2 separate regions of the Homo sapiens genome follow, and region 1 is linked to region 2. The links are chromatin contacts, found by Hi-C or POLR2A ChIA-PET in ENCODE. All regions are on one chromosome and are shown on one strand. The core of a region is the stretch at or near the end of the contact, and the rest is flanking DNA. Distances in the headings are between cores, read along the strand shown. Region 1 holds the start of ZDHHC1 (zDHHC palmitoyltransferase 1). Region 2 holds the start of GFOD2 (Gfo/Idh/MocA-like oxidoreductase domain containing 2).

Region 1 (4,810 bases), core at 2,060-4,559, 300 kb after region 2:
TTTGATGTATCACATAACACATTCAAAGATTCCAGGGATTAGGGCGATGACATCATTGTGGCGCTATCATTCAGACTACTACCTCCTCTAACAAAGAGAAGGAAGGATAGTCTGGCAACTGAGAGGAGGATGGGCCGGAAGTGGGCAGGCTGATGTTAGGGAGAACTGGAGGCTGCTGCAGGCTCAGCAAGGAAGATGCTGGTGGTCTGGGCTGGGGTGGAGCAGGAAGAATGGACACAGAATGTGTTTCAGAGTGAGGGCAGCCTGGTCACAGGCACTATCTGGTTTAGGTGGGCAAGGACTAGCAGGAGAGACATGGGAAGATGCCTAAGTGTACAGATGGGCTTACTGGGTAGATGGTGGTGCCCTTCAGAGGGCCCAAGGGGAGGAGCAGATTTGTGGCAAGGACAAAGAGGACATGTGGGGATGTGTTACATCCCAGACACCAATGGGACATCCAGGAGAGAAGCCCCTGAGTCAAGTGGATCCAGGGTCTTTTGGGTCCCTCCCCTTATTATGGGAATATATGGATTCATCTTTCACTTTGTTTTTTAATTTTTATTTGTATTTGCATTTATTTATTTATTTAAAGACAGAGTCTTGTTCTGTCGCCTGTAAGGAGTGCAATGGCACAATCTCGGCTCACTGCAACCTCTGCCTCCTGGGTTCAAGCGATCCTCCCATCTCAGCCTCCCGAGTAGCTGGGATTACAGGCGCAGACCACCATGCCCGGCCAATTTTTGTATTTTTGGTAGAGACAGGGTTTCGTCATGTTGCCCAGGCTGGTCTCAAACTCCTGACCTCTAGTGATCTGCCTGCCTCGGCCTCCCAAAGTGCTCAGATTACAGGTGTGAGCCACCATGCCCAGTCCCACCTTGTTTTTTAAAATATTTATTTATTTATTATTATTTTTTAAAGAGATAAAATCTGACCGGGCACAGTGGCTCATGCCTGCAATCCCATGGTGGCAGGCAACTGTAATCCCAGCTACTCGGGAGGTTGAGGCAGGGGAATCGCCTGAACCCGGGAGGTGGAAGCTGCAGTCAACTGAGATCGCACCACTGCACTCCAGCCTGGGAGACAGAGCGAGACTCCGTCTCAAAAAAAAAAAAAAAAGAGAGAGAGAGAGAGATAAGATTTTTTTTGTGTGTGACAGAGTCTCACTCTGTCACTCAGGCTGGAGTAGAGTGGTGCGATCTCGGGTCACTGCAACCTCTGCCTCCTGGGTTCAAGCCATTCTCTTGCCTCAGCCTCCCGAGTAGCTGGGACTACAGGCACATGCCATCACGCCTGGCTTACTTTGTACTTTTAGTGGAGATGGGGTTTCACCGTGTTAGCCAGGATGGTCTCGATCTCCTGACCTCATGATCCACCTGCCTTGGCCTCCCAAAGTGTTGGGATTACAGGTGTGAGCCACTGAGACCAGCTGAGAGATAAGATCTTACTTTCACCCAGGCTGGAGTGCAGTGGCATGATCGTAATTCACTGCAATCTTGAACTCCCGAACTCAAGTGATTCTTTTCTCCTGCCCCAGCCTCGTGAGTAGCTGGGACTATAGGCACAGGCCACCAGGCCCAGCTATTTTTTTTCATCTTTTGTAGAGATGGGAGTCTCTCTATGTATCCCAGGCTGGTCTCAAACTCCTGGCTTCAAGTGATTTTCCTGCCTCAGCCTCCTTAAAGTGCTGGGATTACAGGTGTGAGCCACTGCATCCAGCCTCATCCTTCACCTTGATTTCTGGGTCATGATCTCTGTTTGACCCGAAGTTTTCCAATTCCAGATAAGAGTTAAGTAGTCAGCTTGTACTCTGAAGCCAGAATAGCATTGATATTTATCTCACATTGAGTTTGAGTTTATCAGTCTTGAAAACAAGAATTTAAGTAATAGGTTATGTCACTTGCACAAGGACCCACACACCTGTCATGTGACAGAGAAGGAGTAGTTATGTTGCCTAATAAAACATACAATAAGTATGCTTGTGACTTATACATTTTAGAGATAAGGATGTTTTCTTTCCCTATCTGTCATATCTGCCTTGGAGATGCGCACAGGACAGATAGCAGAAGACAAAGTGTCTTCCTGTCTTTTGAGAAAGCCTGAGCTCATAGAAGATTCCATTCTGAGTGTCCACAAGGAGAAGAGGAGAGGGGACTTTTAGGGAAACCAAGTTAGCAGGGAAGTCTCCCAGGTAGAGAAAGGGAAGGGAGGCTGCAGGCCATGGAGCAGAGGAAGCAGGTGTCTGTCCCTGGCAGCCCCAGGGAGAGGCAGGGGCCTCAGGCAGGGATGGCCTCATAGAGCCCAAACCTGAAAATCTTTGTGGACTGGAGCAATGGTTGTGGCCTCAGTACCAGACAAAACCCTGACCAGAGAGTTTTTTGCTTATTTGTTTTTGATTGTTGTTTTTTGCTATAGGAAAACATGAGTCCTTTGGAATTACCTAGCTAAAAGGAGTACAGTGGAGACTGAGACTGAATTTCCCGGCCGGGCAGGGGCTCACGCCTGTAATCCTAGCACTTTTGGAGGCTGAGGTGGGCGGGTCGCTTGAGTTCAGGAGTTCGAAACCAGCCTGGGCAACATGGCAAAACCACGCCTCTACAAAAAAATGCGAAAATTAGTCGGGCGTGGTGGTGTTCGCCTGTAGTCCTAGCTACTCTGGAGGCTGAGGCGGGAGGATCGCCTGAGCCCAGGAGTTCGAGGCTGCAGAGAGCCGTGATCGTGCCACTGCACTCCAGCCTGGGTAACAGAGACCAGTTTAAAAAATAGAAAAAGACTGAATTTCCCATCAGCCTGGAAGATTGGGGCTTGATTTTTGCTTGATTTAAAGGCAATAAATAAATGAGATATTTTGTGCTGCTTATTTTAAGCTCTTACGCTTCTCGCTTTATATTCTGGGGTACCTGCATTTTTAGTGGTGTAATTTATTTGTCTAGATCTGTTTGCCTCTTAACCTGTAAGCTCCCGGAAGGGTCGGGATATCATGGATGTTCCAGCACATACGCTCATTGAAGTGTGCAGGTTGACTGGGGTTGGGGGAGGTCTCTTCTTGAGAGCGGTGGTCTCAGGATAGAAACTGGAAGGGGGCGCTTTTGAGATGTTAGGATTTCGGGGAGACAAGCTGTGACTCGGGAGTAGGGAAAAGCGGATTTTCTAGACGAAAGGTTAGGAAGAATCTGGGAATGGGCCGACTGGGGCACCAAGAGGGTCCCTGGCAAGCCCCGCCCTGGCCGGGGGACCGGCGCGGAGTGACGCAGCGCGGTTTGGCCGCTGTGGGGCGCCGTAGCCCGCGCCGTTGTCAGGGGAACGGGCCCAGCGCCGGACGAGGCCCAGCCAGTCTGGGTCTGGCCTGGCCGCCCCTCCAGCCTGCTGGAGCCGGAGCCGGAGCCGGAGCCGGAGCCGGAGCCGGAGCCAGAGCCAGAGCTCGAGGACTCACCGGCCCAGTCTCCGTCCGGGATGGGGCCCCGCTCCCGGGCGCGTTGCCGCCCAGTCCCGGGGACCGTCCCTACCGCGAGGGTCTGAGGCGCGGCTGCCCCGGGGAGGGTGGAAGGCCAGGCGTGGGGCCCGAACCTCTGGCTGACTTTGGCAGGGCCCATCTGGCACGGCCTCCGCGGCGCGCAGGTGAGGAGTCCCCGCCCGGTTTCTCACCTCGGAGCCTGGCTTGAGCCACGGGGTAGCGGATGCTGCCGCCTGGCCGGCTTTGGGCTCGCTTCCGCCTGGAGCCGGTGGCCTGAGTTCCAGGGCCCCGGCAGAGCGCGGGGCTTCCTTTTAGCATGCATCAAGTTCACAGATCTTCCTTGAGCGCTTACTCTTTGCCAGGCTCTGTGCCAGGCGTGGGCACAGAGGACTCCCAACAGACGTGGTCTGTCTCCAGAACCCAGAGCATTAAGGAAGGGGGCTGGGAAGCGGATGTCATACATGACTAAAGTGATTTCAGGTCGGGTTAGGCTCTCTGGTATTGAAATGGAGGGGTTGGTCATGGAGGGTCTGTTTTAAAAGGAAACCATGGGAAGAGTTTTAGTTTTTTCTTTGAGACGGAGTTTCGCTCTTGTCACCCAGGCTGGATGGAGCGCAGTGGCACGACTCGGGTCATTGCAACCTCCGCCTCCCGGGTTCAAGCCATTCTGCTGCCTCAGCCTCTGGAGTAGCTGGGATTACAGGCGCCCGCCGCCACGCCCGGCTAAGTTTTATATTTTTAGTAGGGACGGGGTTTCACCATGTTGGCCAGGCTGTTCTCGAACTCCTGACCTCAGGTGATCCACCCGCCTCGGCCTCCGAAAGCGTTGGGATTACAGGTGTGAGCCACCGTTCCCAGCCAATTTTTTATTTTTTTGAGACAAGGTCTCCCTTTGTCACCCAGGCTGGAGTGCTGTGGTGTGAACATGGGTCACCGCAGGCTCCGGCTCCCGGGCTCAAGCGATCCTCCCGCCTCAGCCTCCCAAGTAGCTGAGACTACAGATACCCGCCACCACGCTCAGCTAATTTTTTAAGGTTTTGGTAGAGATGAGGTCTTACTATTTTGCCCAGGCTGGTCTCGAGCTCCTGGTCTCAAGGGATCCTCTTGCCTCAGCCTCCCAAAGTGCTGGGATTACAGGTGTGAGCCACTGCAAGCGGCAGAAGAGTTTTTTATTTTTTGTTTATTTTTATTTTTATTTTCCAGATGGAGTCTCGCTCTGTCACCCAGGCTGGACTGCAATGGCACAATCTCGGCTCACTGCAACCTCCACCTCCCGGGTTCAAGCGATTCTCCTGCCTCAGCCCCCCAAGTCTGGGATTACAGGCGCCTGCCACCACACCCAGCTAATTTTTGTATTTT
Region 2 (4,397 bases), core at 809-3,308:
GGAAAGTTAACCTCTTTCTCCGAGACTGTTTCCCCATCCTTAAAACATGGTAAATCCTTCTGCCCCGTGGAGGTAGAGGATTATGGCAGATATACAGCAGTGTTTGGCACACAGGGATACACACAGTACACATGAGCATCCTTCCTCCATGAGGATGCCCAGTGGTGTGACTGGCCCACTCCTGCCTGCCCTGTCCCCGAGGCACCAGGGTTTTATGCAGAGGAGGGATACGGTAGATCATGCTGGTGTCCACCTGAAGGTGGTACTGGAGACAAATTGGAGCAAAAGAACCCAGGTAGGAGGCTGCAAAGAGGGCAGGTTTGAGAAAGATTTAGGAGAGAATTGGAGGTACAAGATGAATAACTGAATGTGAGGGAAATAGGAGAAGCAAGAGACAAGGCAAATGCAGACTTTGGTTGGGGGTGATGGGATGGATAATAGTACCACAAAATAACACAGAACAGAAGGGGGCAGGCAGTGGCTAAAAGTCACTGGAATTGGGAGGTTTGCCAGTAAATTAGGGGAGGTTTGCCAGTAAAAAAGTCACTGGAATTGGGAGGTGGTCCAGTAAATTAGGAAAACTGTCTTATGGATGTTCACAGTGATCGCCACCAGCTAATTAAAAGCTCAATCCTGTGTTAAAATGTGTTGCTTAACCCTGCACTTTCCAAACTTAAGTTACTACAGACTGTGTCACTCAGCAGAATCTTACAGGACTATTACTCTATAGAATGCTCTTAGGGAAGAGGTAGCATAAAGGGGAAAATATGGGTTTTAGATTAAGCATAAAGTCCTGGTTCTATATAAGTAAAGCCAGAGTAGGCTCATTTCCCCCTAGACTAGTGGTTCTCAACTGGGAATGATTTTGCTCCCAGGGAGACACTTGGCAATGTCTGGAGATATTTTTGGTAGTCACAACTGGGCTTGGGGTGCTACTGGCATCTACTGGGTAGAGCCAGGGATGCTGCCAAACATCCTACAATGCAGACAGCTCCCCCCACCCCTGCCCAACAAAGAATTATCAGGTCCAAAATGTCAATAGTGCCACTGTTGAGAAATCCTACTCAAGAAGAGTGGAACTCCGAACAATGACTAAGAAACAGATCAAACAGGCACATTTTGACTCTGCCTTCCTTCTGCCTGGCTCTAGAGGATCCAGGAGAGAAAGGATAAAATCCCATCAGAAGAGGGGGGGTTTAGGGGTTACAACTTCTCATCACTTTGGAAGCCTTCCATGCTCCTCACAGAGGTGGTAGGAGTCCTGTCTCCGCTCAAAGCAGGGATAGCTCTGCTGCTAGTTAGCATATCTCAGTAGGAACTGCCTCACGCTTAGGTCAGCTGACATATTCTGTCACCACAGGCTGCTCTGGAATGATGGCTGGGAGATCATCCTAATGCCAGCTGAGTGGGGATCTTGATACTCAGCAGGAGGGTCAGACAAGCAGGGACGGGGGCTCCCCATGCAGATACAAACCCCAATCACATTTCCTACACAGGCAGTTTTATTCTAAGGTCTAACGGCTTCCTTACTCTAGCGGATAGTTTGCTATTTGGTGGGGCATAGGCTTCAGTAAAGAGGCCAAGGGGACTGAGGTTACAGTCTTGAAGAGCACTGATATTTAAGGAACAATCAAAAAACATCCAGAGGAAGAGGAGCCCAGACAGGCACCTGAGAAAACGGAAAAACGAGTCACTGGGGGTCAGGGAGCCAGGAAGTCCGACGAGTTCGAGAGAACTGGCCTTCTGCAGATATGTCCTTGTCCAACACGAAACCGTCTTTCATTCCAGGACAACTGAGGCTACCCACAGCTACCAAAACCTGGTCCCTGACGCCGGTCAGCGGACCGGAGAGAAGCCAAGCTTAGGAAACTGCCGCCTCCGCCGCCGGAAATGAATAACCTGAGCCTCCTAGCCAGGCTGCTTAAGCTCCGCCCCCAAAAAGCGAGCATGCGCAGCTCCCGGCTACGGCCCCTCCCAGCGCAGGCCCATCCCCGTTATGGAGCATGCGCAGTCCTCCTGCCGTCCCGCCCCTCCCTTTCCAGAGCCCCCAGTTCCTTAGAAACCAGGCGGCGCGTTCCCGGTGGCGGCGCCCTGGACTCCCGGGCCCGCGCATCCCCGCCAGCCTTCCTTAAGGCGGATGGGTGGCCCCCGAGACCCCGTCGGACCCATGGTTTCCAGTGCAGCGCGGAGTGGGCGATGCCAGCGTGCCAGGTGAGAGGCGGCCACCGGTGGCGGGTGAGGGCGAAAGAGGGCATGGCGCGGCCGGGAGCGGGCGCCGACAGGGCCTTCTCCGCGGCCCGGCGCCGGAGGTTGGAGGCGTGGACCCGCAGAGCCGGGGTTGGAGGGGGCTTGTTCCAACTGCCTGCAGGCGCGTGGAGTGGAGGGTCGCCTTGGGATTCGCCCTTTCCACCGCAGAAATAGGACCCGCAGGCTTGGTGGTAGAATTATAGGATTTGGGATCCTGGAAGAACCTGAGACATAACCCATCCTTTTACCAGATGCAAAAACCTAGTCTCCCCCGCCCTGTGCCGAGCGGACCACCTGACTGTGTGAGGATGGACGCTTTGTGGATGAGGATGTGTGAGGTGTAGAAGCTCAGACAAAGGGCTCGTGGGGTAGCTGGTTCGTCCCCTTTCAGAATGAGATGGGACTTTTGGGGATAAATCTTTAAGAAACGGGTGTTCAGTTGACAGGTGGAAGAAGGGACACCCCAGAAGGTGCGAGTGGCTCTGCCAGCTCCCATGTGCCCTATGGCCACGTCTCAATGGCCCTGGCCTACCTTTGTATTTGTAGCTCTGGAAGGAAGCAGATGGACTTGAGACAAAAGGTGAAGTGAGGTCTTCCCATCAAGGCCCTATCACACTTAAAAGGTGAGGGAGGAAGAGTGGACAGGGACATGAGGGCTTGGGAATGGTTGTGTGAAGAGTTTACCCTCCAGACTACAGCACGATCTAAAGAACAAGGCAGGATAGAAGAGTTGAAAGCTGTATTGGATAGGCATCAGGGAAGCTTATTTAACTGTCTTATTTATGTTCATTGTTCCCATAATGTTATCCTGAGGGCAAGAAAGTGGATGTCCTTTTAAATGTCCAGAAAGAACTAGGGCAGGGCACCACCTTTGTGATCTGTGGGGCCCAAAAGCCTCTAAAGGAATAGCCCTTAGTGTGTGGCCCTTAAGTTGAAGGGAACAGCATTTAATTTAGAAAAGGAAGGCACTTAAATTTATTGTGATATGGAGCAATATAGAGAAGATGGTTGTTTTTGAGTCGGGGAAGCTAGATTCATTCTTGATAAGGAAACTTATTTCCTTCTGGAAAGCTACACTAGAGAACAAAAGAGTTTTAAGGCCATCCATTTTACAGGAAACGTGAAAAAATTAACTGCTTTGGGATTGGGAGTTTAGAGAACCTGCCTGGACCAAGAGAGGAAATTTTCAACAGACGGTTCTGTTGGTCGAATCCTTATTTCACAGATAAAGATTCTGTTGTGAGAGGTTATCTCTTACCACCTGGTTTTCCCACTTTGCCATGGAATAATCATTGGTCTGGGTCTAATTCTCTATCTATCTATCTATCTATCTATCGAGACGGAGTCTCACTCTGTCACCCAGACTGGAGTGCAGTGGTGCGATCTCGGCTCACTGCAATCTCCGCCTCCCAGGTTCAAGCGATTCTCTGGCCTCAACCTCCTGAGTAGCTGGGACTACAGGCATGTACCACCACGCCCAGCTAATTTTTGTATGTTTAGTAGAGAAGGGGTTTCACCATGTTGGCCAGGCTGGTCTTGAACTCCTGACCTCAGATGATCTGCCTGCCTTGGCCTCCCAAAGTGCTGGGATAACAGGTGTGAGCCACCACACCCAGCCCTCATTATTATTTTTATTTGCTAGGGCAATTGCTATCTGATTTCTATAGTAATACTAGAACACATTGGTAGTAGAACTAGCAATTTTTTAGAAAGCCTCCTCTGACCCAAAACTTAAAAATTAGAACTATGTGATTTTTAAAAGATGGTCCCTGATTCTAATCATCAAAGTCAGTTTGTCCCTAGCTTGATAAAAACTAATTTTCTATTTACATTTGACTTTGCAGCAGGTTTTTCCCCTTGCCCTTATAAGAAGATACATTGGAAGTATAATAATGTTAACAGGTGAAATCAGTTTAAAGAAGAAAGCTTTGGGCCGGGCGCAGTAGCTCATGCCTGTAATCCTAGCACTTTGAGAGACCAAGGTGGGTGGATCACCTGAGGTCAGGAGTTTGAGACCAGCCTCACCAACATAATGAAACCCCGTCTCTACTAAAAATACAAAATTATCGGGGCATGGTGGTGCACGCCTGTAATCCCAGCTACTTGGGAGGCTGAGGCAGGAGAATCGCTTGAACCTGGGAGGCAAAATT

Evidence for each region. Hi-C counts contacts between places; a loop is a spot of excess contacts on that map. ChIA-PET counts read pairs that join two places held with the same protein, here RNA polymerase II (POLR2A). Pooled maps may share reads with other maps.
Region 1: a pooled map shows a loop between it and region 2 (2.8-fold over the local background). The contact joins the promoter of ZDHHC1 here to the promoter of GFOD2 in region 2. A Hi-C loop is called at or near these places in 2 of 50 pooled maps. POLR2A ChIA-PET finds 5 or more read pairs at or near these places in 2 of 52 experiments (activated CD4-positive, alpha-beta T cell and activated T-cell).

What each region holds. Positions count from the first base shown.
Region 1 is chr16:67,414,976-67,419,785 of GRCh38, reverse strand. It overlaps ZDHHC1 (zDHHC palmitoyltransferase 1), which reads left to right and starts at 3,309. Exons shown (of 12, transcript NM_001323627.2): 1 at 3,309-3,615. LOC124903702 (a long non-coding RNA gene) reads right to left here and starts at 3,883. Exons shown (of 2, transcript XR_007065093.1): 1 at 3,643-3,883. RefSeq lists an enhancer at 2,763-3,420 and a silencer at 3,253-3,642.
Region 2 is chr16:67,716,977-67,721,373 of GRCh38, reverse strand. It overlaps GFOD2 (Gfo/Idh/MocA-like oxidoreductase domain containing 2), which reads left to right and starts at 2,058. Exons shown (of 3, transcript NM_030819.4): 1 at 2,058-2,211. RefSeq lists silencers at 2,141-2,190, 2,251-2,300 and an enhancer at 2,661-2,740.